Linked DNA regions of Homo sapiens: region 1 is linked to region 2. A link is a loop called in an ENCODE intact Hi-C map of the cell type or tissue named here. Cell type or tissue: PC-9. All regions are shown on one strand.

Region 1 (5,000 bases), 140 kb before region 2:
AATGTGGCCTTCCTGGGGTCCTTTAGACCAGGCCTCACCTCCTTGATGGAGGTTTTAATTAGAGCTGTACTTCTGGAGCTAAAACAAAGACAAACTGAGCTCCTGGGATGAAGGTCAGGGAATTCATGTTCTTTCCTCAGCCTTCTTGTTATCCCATGGGTAACTTCATGCAGTCACGTCCAGATGTTGCTTAAGGAAAATGGCTATTGCTGCTGTGCCACAGACAGTGGTGAGTTATGATGCCAAAATGCAGTGACTCACTTGCTTCCTAATACCATTCACCTACATGCTGCTTTATCCATCTCTAGAGAGGCTACAGCTGCGTGACTAGGGGTTTCCCCAAGCAATTTGCCTCCTCAGTCTCAAGTGGGAGGAACGTGGGAAGAAGCAGATGCCTTAGAATAAGTCTGGTCTCCATTCTCACAAAAGTCTGTGGGATTCGCAGTAAGGGAATTAACATCAATCTGATCTTATTATCTCATCTGCCATTTTAAAATCAGCTTCCCACTCAAGTGTGATATTTTATACTGTTGATTCTCTTAAAATTGGGATCTTAACAAAGAAAAGCTTGCAACAGATGCATGACTACTGCTCAAATCATCGCTGAGGCACTTAGAGACCCAGAAAAGATCTTATGTTTGGCTTGCAGTGTTTCTAAGAGCAGTGGAATGAGGGAGGGTTTCTTTGCATATTTCCTGTGTAAACAAACTTACACCAGTAAACACAGCCACCTTCTCATCTTCTGTGACAGCAGCCAAAACTATTAGCCACAGCCAGGGCTTTTGATATTCATACAAAACCTAAATGTGACATGTAAACAGGAAGAGAGAGATATAGAGAGGTAATTACCCTCTTATAAGGAGAGGAAAGATGGAAAGGTGGTCACCAGGGATAGCATCTCTCTCCCACTCACAGAAGAAACCCTAGCATTTCCCAAACCTATCTGACCAAATGATTCAGTAAGTTAATAAATTACATAATAAATGACAAATGATACAGCATGTTAACACCGAGAGGGGACTCCTTGGTAAAAATAAATAAATAAATTCAAGAAATATTGGATTAAAGAAGTCACTTTACTGCAAGATTTATCAGAGTCTCTAGTATATGTGCCTTATAACACTCTAAGAAAGCCAAGTGTGTCTGAAGCATTTCCTAAATATATTTTACCATGAAACCCTTTACGTATAGATTATGTAAGAAATGGGGAAAAGTTCCCTAGACCTATATGGTTTGAAATCCTGTATGTTCAAAGGGTTGCATTATCCCACAGTAGGTAAAGATCCAAACATGGAAATAAGCAAACCTGTTTTAGGTGAAAGAGTTTGCATTCTGGATCTACTAATTGCTAGCTAAGTGCCTCTTGGCGCTTGTTCCTTTGAAACACACACTGTCATGAACTTGCCATCCCTCTCAGCCTCAAACTCCAGTTGCCATTAAAGGCAGTAGTCTATAACCATCTGTTATGGGTTGAATTGTGTCCCTCTAAATTCATGTGTAGAAGTACTAACCTTCAGTACCTAAGAATGTGACACTATTTGGAGACAGGGCCTTTACAGAGGAAATCAAGTAAAAATATAATTAGGGTGGGGTCTAAACCAATATGACTCTCCTCCTCATAAAAAAGGAAAATTTGAATACAGAGACATGCTTAGAGGAAAGACAATGTGAATTGAAAAAGAGAAGACGGCCATCTACAAGCCAAGGAGAGAGTTCCGGAACAGATCCTTCCCTCACAGTTCTCAGAAGGAACCAAACCTGTCGATAACTTGATCTTGGACTTCCAGCCTCCAGAATTGTGAAGACAATAAATTTCTGTTATTTAAGCCACCCAATGTGTGGCACTTTGTTACTGCAGCTCTAGCAAACTAATGTAGCATCTTTACAATCAGCTTTCACTGCATCTATTTATTCATCAAATACTTATTGAAAGCTTGCTAATTCCCAAGACTGTTCTGGGTGCTAGAAACACAATGGTGAACAACTACAGGCATCTTCCCTGCCATTATGGATCTTACAGTCTAACAAGGAACACAGATGTAAAATCAAATAATCACTTACGAATGTAAAATTACTAATAGTAAAAGAAAATAACTAAAAAGAGACAATGAGGATGCTAAATCATTCACATAAGCAGGTGCCTGACCTCATCTGGGGTGTCAAGAAAACTTCCTTGTGTCAATGACACATGAGCTGAGACTTGAAAGATTAGCAGGAATTGGTAAAGTGAAAGGAGGATGTGAAAAGTGTTCCCAGCAGAGGGAGCAGCACATTCAGGGATAAGAGGGGAAGCTGAAGTGGGTGAAAGGAAGGCAGGGGGATTGAAGTCATCAAGGCCACAGATCACCTCTCAAGCAAGTCCTTGCAATCCAATTTTAGAATGTAGAAATTTATCTTAAGACACCCTTTTATGACCTCAGATGAGTGAGCAATTCCATGTCTAAGTACATACCCAAGAGAATTGAAGACATAGGTTGGCATAAAAACATGTTTACAAATGTTCATAGCAACATTATTCATAAAAGACAAAAAGTAGAAAAAACCCAAATGTCCATCAACTGAGGAATGGATACACAAAATGTGGTGTCTCCATACAATGGATATTATCCAGCCATTAAAATGGATGGATTAATGATATATGCTACAACACGGATGAACTGTGAAAACATGATGTTAAATAAAAGAAGCCAGTGACAAAAGACCAACGTATTGTGTGGTTCCACTAATATTAAATGTCCAGAATAGACAAATCTATAAAAACAGAAAGTAAACTAGTGGTTACCAAGAACTGGGGGAAGGGGAAATAGAGAGTGATTGCTAACAAGTACAGTTTCTTCTGGTGATGATAAACTGTTTTCCATTCAGATAATGGTGATGTTTACGTAACTTTGTGCATACACTAAAAAGCACTGGATCGCATACTTTAAAACAGTCAATGTGGCTGGGTGCGGTGGCTCACGCCTGTAATCCCAGCACTTTGGGAAGCTGAGGCAGGTGGGTTACAAGGTCAGGAGTTCAAGACCAGCCTGGCCAACATAGTGAAACCCCCATCTCTACTAAAAATAACAAAAATTAGCCAGGCATGGTGGTGCGCACCTGTAGTCCCAGCTACTCGGGAGGCTGAGGCAGAAGAATCGCTTGGACCCGGAAGGCAGAGGTTGCAGTGAGCCGAGATTGCACCACTGCACTCCAGCCTGGGTGACAGAGCGAGACTCCATCTCAAAATAAATAAATAAATAAATAAATAAATAAATAAATAAATAAATGAGTGAATGTTATGCTGTGTGGAATATACCTCAATTTTAAAATGTATGAGAAGAAAGGACAAAGAGAAGCACTTCTTTTTTTGGCAGTATGGCAGACTGCATCCATTACCACTCCCACTGAAAACTAAATGATGCCACTAAAATATTCAAAATATCTTTTAAGTATATTGATAAGCTTGCAAGAAACCAAGGAATAGTTAGAGGCCAAAATAAAAACGAGAAGAAGTAAACTGAATATTAAAGTTGGCTCTTACCTTGAAGTCATTTGCCTGGTCAAGTTACTGATTTTCTGTTTCCATGGCCTCATAGAATATGGAGGACAGGTGACAAAACCCACAGCCCAAACAACATGGATGATCTTATAGCAAACACCTCTATCTAAAGCTAGGATTTCCCAAAGGTATCCAATTTGAGCATAAGGGTAGACAATTAAGGTTAAGCCATAAGAAATTGCCAATATTTGATTATTTTTGACTTATGAAAAACAATTTTCCATGGTTCAACCTACACTTAGCCCTCAGTGATCCCCCTATCCAAACTCCCAGAAATTGCAAGGAAAATTGCACTTTAAAACTTGGAAATGAGTAAAGAGGAAAATAATTCCCTTGAGGAATAAATGTTCACTCAGAATTACATGTTAAAGAAAGACATTTTTGAAAAACAGGAACAAGTAAAGACATTTTCAAATGCCTAACAGATGGACCAACAGATTCTCACTAAAGAAATTTGTAATGAATGTTCATCCTACAGAAGAAAAGTGATTCCAGATGAAAGAGCCAAGATGAAAAGAAATGTCACTATTATATTAACCAAAATAAAGCTAGTAGAGCTACATTATTGTCCATCAAGATAGACTTTTAGACAGAAAGAAAAACAAAAGATAAGATGGTCGGCACATATTTTAAAGAGATGCATTCTCCAGGAAGAAATACTGACTAAATTCTTTCTAATAAAATATTTTTCAAATGTATTAGCAAAGGTTGACAGAAAACAAGAGAAATGAAAAAATATATCATAATGACAGTTTTCAATACACCTATCTCTGTAATTGACAGATCAAGACAAAAATCAGTAAAGACATAGAAAATCTGAATAAATCATAAGAAGCTTGATCTATTGAGGACTAACTGACATACACAGAATACTACAACCAAAACACCCAATCTTTTCAAACACAGAGAGAATCGTTATGTACTGGACTGGAAATAAAGTCTCAAAAACTTCCCAGGAATTAGTGTCAGACACACTAGCTCAGATCACAATGTGGTTAAGTTAGAAATAAATACCAAACACACAAAACCGCTTATGTATGGAAATAAACATACATCTAAATACTTCATGGGTTATAGAAGAAATCTTAATAGGACTTACAATATATTCGGCAATGAATAATAATGGACTACCTCATTTTATAATTTATGAAATGCAGCTAAAATAGTACTTAAAAGGAAATATATAACCTTAAATATACCAATGAGAGGACGGGAGAGATTGAAATCAATAGCTAAGTCTCTCTGCTGATCACTTTCAGGGCACCCCTGTAGATCTATTAGTTGCCCTTCTGTCCATTGTTCTGTGCTTCCAAAAGGCTTACCTGTAAAGACTGCATCATCCCAGCTACTTTCCTGCTGACTTCCACTTGGGTTTACTCAATGGGTGACACTCACAGGACATAAGAGATTAGAAAGAGGGATAAGGATTTTTATATATCTGCTCCCTCCTTACTTAAAGCCA
Region 2 (5,000 bases):
CTTCTTGGGTCCACACTACCGTTATGAGCTGTAACACTCACTGTGAAGGTCTGCAGCTTCACTCCTGAAGCCAGCGAGACCACAAACCCATCAGAAGGAAGAAACTCTGGACACATCTGAACATCTGAAGGAACAGACTCCGGACACCCTATCTTTAAGAACTGTAACACTCACAGGGTCCACAGCTTCATTCTTGAAGTCAGCGAGACCAAGAACCCACCAATTCTGGACACAATTGGAGTGAAAATAAAGTGATTGGAGGTGAATTCAAGCAATAATAACATCTTGGATGGAACAACTATTAGACCATTAAAAGTCTACAGGGTAATGGTAGCAACTGAGGAGCTTAAAGAACTAAGACCCAACAGCTGACATCATCAGAGAGGTCAGCAGATGACACAGTGAAGGCATTTCTAGCAAGGAAGACTTGTTTGGAGCAGAGTAGAAGTAAGGATCCTGAGCTTTGCAAGGTCATGACATCCAGGATTCAGAGCTGGAATTAAACTTCAAAATTTCAAATTTCTGGTAGTTAACAGATCTACTTACAACATCTATTTCATAAGGGTCTGTGACAATCCAGTTAGATGACATATATAAATAACCTAGTGCAGTGGTAGTTAGTATTATAATTAGTATAATTCACCTTGTTATGAACTCCTGTGAGTAGAGAGGAAACACATGTCGCTAATCACATCCCACATTTTCATTTGGGAGATAGGCTGTTGGAAAACAGACTAAGGGACCCACTGGATCACGCCACCATTCTGTGATTGGTCTGGATTCTAAAACCGGTTCCTTATTCCCAACACTGAATTTAATTCATTCTGAACAAGACAAGTTGCATTTGTTTTAAAAACTCCCTGAATGCATTTAGGTAAAGAGAAATAAATCTGCCTTGAGCTTCACATTGGCAAGAGAACATACCATTTTAAGAAATGAAACAAATAAAAGTGAATCTTTAAGTTTTAGGAAATATAGTATACTGCTATAAGATCGGAATATATAACTCAAAATTGTTTTATTGGTTAGTTTTACCACCTTAATACAAAATGTACTACTAGAAGCTTAAAAAGAGCATGTCTTTTGAATTTTAATGAATTTTAGTGAAATTTAATTACAGATTAAAGTTAGATAAATGGGTTGGTGGAATACAGGTCTAAATATTCATTATGTGTCCATTAATTAAACTGCTTATTATTAAATTAACTTGTTAATTTAATTTTTTGACGAATTACAATTAAAATTTTTTCATTTTGTGAAAGACCTAGTTCATGGTCCCAGCTGTATATGATACAAGTGAATACTAATTCATAGCTGAACAACTATCATTTACTCTTTAAAGCATAAGTGTATATTATTCAATGATGTATCTATGGAAGACTTTTATCTTAGACTCACTCAATAGCTATATTTTTGATGGAATAAGGCAGAGACCTGAGCAAAATTTGGTAACTGTGATTGAGGGAGTGGAGAATTTGGGCTCCTTTTCTTCATGAGCATTTTTTCTTCAACCTCTTGCTTTTCTTCAATGGCTTTTTGAAGGGAAAAGTCATTATTACTAGGAAAATCTCTTTTATATTACTCTTTAATTTTATTTTGAGTAAATTTGTGTGTGTGTATGAGTGTACATTCTCTAAATTTTAACACGTGTAGATTCCTGTTATCTACCACCATAATCAGGATGTAAAACAGTTCCATCACCCCCCAAAATATCCCTTGTGCTATTTCTTTTTGGTCACCACCTCCCCCTGCCCATAACTCCTGACAACCACTAATCTGTTCTCCATCTTTATAATTTTGTCTTTTCGAGGCAGTCATAAAAATAGAATCATGCAGTAGACTTTTCTAAGACCAAACCAAACAGAATCCCTAGGCTAGCAAATGGCTGATGTCACAAAATCATGCAATTTATAAAGATGCCATTTTTGGAAGTTTTACCGCCTTTTCTTACTATACTGCTTGAGTGCACCAGATACTGTTTTTCAATCTAGAAAGTACTAAGAACTCCAAAGACCCCCCACTCCACCCGCTTTCTCTCAACAGTCTTAATCACAGACAATTGTCAGTATCTGTAAGTACTACTTACATGTTAGCTTTCATCCTATAGGGCTGAGTCTGGGATGTTTTAGTCACTAAAACAGTATTTCTCAGAGCAGGGCCTCTCAAATGTCTCGTTACCATGAGGGGGTAACTTCAGTGGTATCAGTATACAGAACCTTCCCACTGTTCCAACATTTGTAAATATCCTTGTTATAGATCTTTTGCATGGTATAATCATTGTGACACAAGAAGCTGGGGCCCATAGTCTTTCCCAAATGTTTCTGAGGTTGCTCAGAGGGTTCAACCACTAGTTTGTGGGTATAGTCTGCCATCTACAGTCCACAGGTGGTCTTTGCATGCTTGCTTTCATGGCAGTTTAAAAATGTGATTTAAATGCAAATAATATGTTTTGGTGTCTTCTGTGAAAGAATGGAATAGTGCATCTGGATTTCTTATCAACAATCTGATGATCTGACTCCCTCCTTCAAAACATTATACCTAGCTAAAACTCTGTCCAAATTCCCTTAATATTGGGCCAGAATTTGGGTATCACTGATCTGAAGAAAAAAATATTGGGGAGTGAGTTATATCAGTCTAATTCTGGGGTAGCTTACATGGTTTGAGGTTCGTATGTTTAGTTTACACACTTCGAGTTTCAATTAAGGTTCCCAGCTGTTGGGGGAAAAAAACACTTTTCCTCATGCAGATTTAAATTCTGTGGTCAGAAATGCAGAAGGAAAGGTAGAACAAAAAGTAGTTCAAGTCTTTGCAATTTTATTTCTCTTTTCCTGAAACCTTCTGCCACCCATTTCTTCACCAGATTCTTTTATTATCAAGATTCAGGCCTCAACTCAAATGTCACCTTCTAGAGAGGCTTTCTCTGACCAAGTGAGTAAAGCGGCTACTCTGTCCTTCTCATCCCCATTACTTTCTAGCCCATTACCCTGATTTTATTTCTTCATATCACTTAGCACTAACTTAAACTGTCTGATTCAGTCATATTTCTATATATTTATTGTCTTTATCTCTTCCCCCTCACCCACTAGAGCAAGGGCCTTTTCTTGTTCACTACTACATCCCCAATACTTAGAACAGAGCCTGACCCATAATAAATGCTTTAAAAACATTGGTTGAAAAAAAATAAATAGATACAATAATTTGGTGACACTAGCCATCTAGTGATTTGGTTTGGTCTGGTTAGAAAAGTCTACAACATCATGAATGCTCACCTCAAGCAACTCCGAACTATGGGGAACTCCTGAAACCATAGCAGTGTACTGGGAAGAGTTTTCTGAGCAGCCCATCCTGGGAGTTTTGGAGAGCACTGTTTTAATTGCTGGAGGAAAATAGCTTTTAAAAGCAAATTTGAGATTGTGATTTGATAAAAAAAAATGTTCATGTAAGATTAAAAAACTTGGACTCTGATCCCTAGATTTAAGGGGAGCTCTAACAATAATTATCCCCAGAGTTCCAGTTTCACGTAAGAAGGAGTAAGCATGCTTCACACCTTTTCTCACACTGAATATAATTACAAACCCTGGACAGAAGGCAAGAACAAGTATTTGAAGACTCTGAAAAGTAAATAACAGCAGCCAAATTTTGTAGTACCATTAATCTAAATCCATACATATCAATCATAACATGAATGTAAATGATCCAAACATACTAATTTAAAAATAGGAATTTTCCCTAAGCTCATCAAGCAGTATACATTTTATATATACAAGTTATATGTAAAAACTTCTTTTATATGTCGGACCTCAAAAAAGTGAGATTTTTTTTTAAAAAAGAAATTGTCAAAATGGATTTTTAAAAACCGTGACTCAACTCTATGCTATTTACAAGAAACACAATTCAAATATAATACACATTGATTAAAAGTATGGGTGTGTGCCTGTAGTCCCAGCTACTCGAGAGCCTGAGGCAGGAGGATCACTTGAGTCCAGGAGTTCGAGGGTGCAGTAGGCTATGATCACACTACTATACTCCAGCTTGGACAACAGGGAGAAATTCCATCTCTTAAAAATAAATAAATAAGACTGAGACACGAGGATCTGGTGTTCCAACCCAGCAGGAAAATGCGGCCTTTGACTGAAGAGGAGACCCATGTCATGTTTGAGAAGATTGTGAAGTACATCAGGGAGAATCTTCAGCTGCTGCTGGACCGGCCTGACCGCACCTACTGTTTCTGGCTGCACAACGACCGGGTGGACTATGTGAGTGAGAAGATTGTGAAGCTGGATGCCAATATCTCCGGGGACAAGCTGGTGTCACTGGGGACCTGCTTCGGAAAAGTCACTAAGACCCACAAGTTTCGGTTCACGTCACAGCCCTGAATTACCTTGCACCTTATGCCGAGTATAAAGTGTGGATAAAGCGTGGTGCAGAGCAGTCCTTCCTCTATGGAAACCATGTGTTGAAATATAGTCTGGGTCGAATCACCGAAAATAGTTCTCAGTACCAGGGGAGTGGTGGTGTACTCCATGGCAGACATCCCTTTGGGTTTTGGGGTGGCAGCAAAATCTACACAAGACTGCAGAAAAGTAGACCCCATGGCGATTGTGGTACTTCATCAAGCAGACATTGGGGAATATGCACAGCATGAAGAGACGTTGACTTAAAACGAAGTCATTGCAAGGACAGCTGTGTGGAAGGGCCGAGTTTTGTTTCCTGTGTTTGTGTAGACTCCACCATCATGTTGAATTTTGTCAACACTATGGCCTCTTCAGGGACATCTTAGTTTACTGTACTCTCTATCACTGACAGATGCAGGCTGGATTCTTATTATATACAGAGATGGCTCAAAAATGGGGTTTCAGATCTTTGTGTTTGTGATGAAACAGAATACTCCGTTTCAAAAAAATTTAAATAAATAAATAAAGGATGGGAAAATACACATATTCTCAGTAGGAAAGCAAACATGTCTTCCATATGAAACAAGTATTACACCATTCATTTGT

What was found. Peaks named below come from ENCODE experiments on the same cell type or tissue, not always from the same donor. Only the 100,000 strongest peaks of a DNase experiment are listed, where the experiment ranks them.
Region 1: it touches region 2 in a loop (10-fold over the local background); 56 of 110 quality-filtered maps call a loop at or near these places.

The regions. Positions count from the first base shown.
Region 1 is chr3:132,254,924-132,259,923 of GRCh38, forward strand. No RefSeq gene overlaps it. Among named protein-coding and RNA genes, the nearest start is that of TRC-GCA9-1, 26 kb to the left of the region's middle. In PC-9, CTCF peaks have their summits at 2,282 (motif pointing right) and 2,486; DNase peaks (open chromatin) are centred at 258, 658 and 2,238; H3K27ac peaks cover 1,470 bases.
Region 2 is chr3:132,397,135-132,402,134 of GRCh38, forward strand. It overlaps the pseudogene NIP7P2. Among named protein-coding and RNA genes, the nearest start is that of DNAJC13, 18 kb to the right of the region's middle. In PC-9, CTCF peaks have their summits at 2,361 (motif pointing left) and 2,561; no DNase peak of the experiment used is centred here.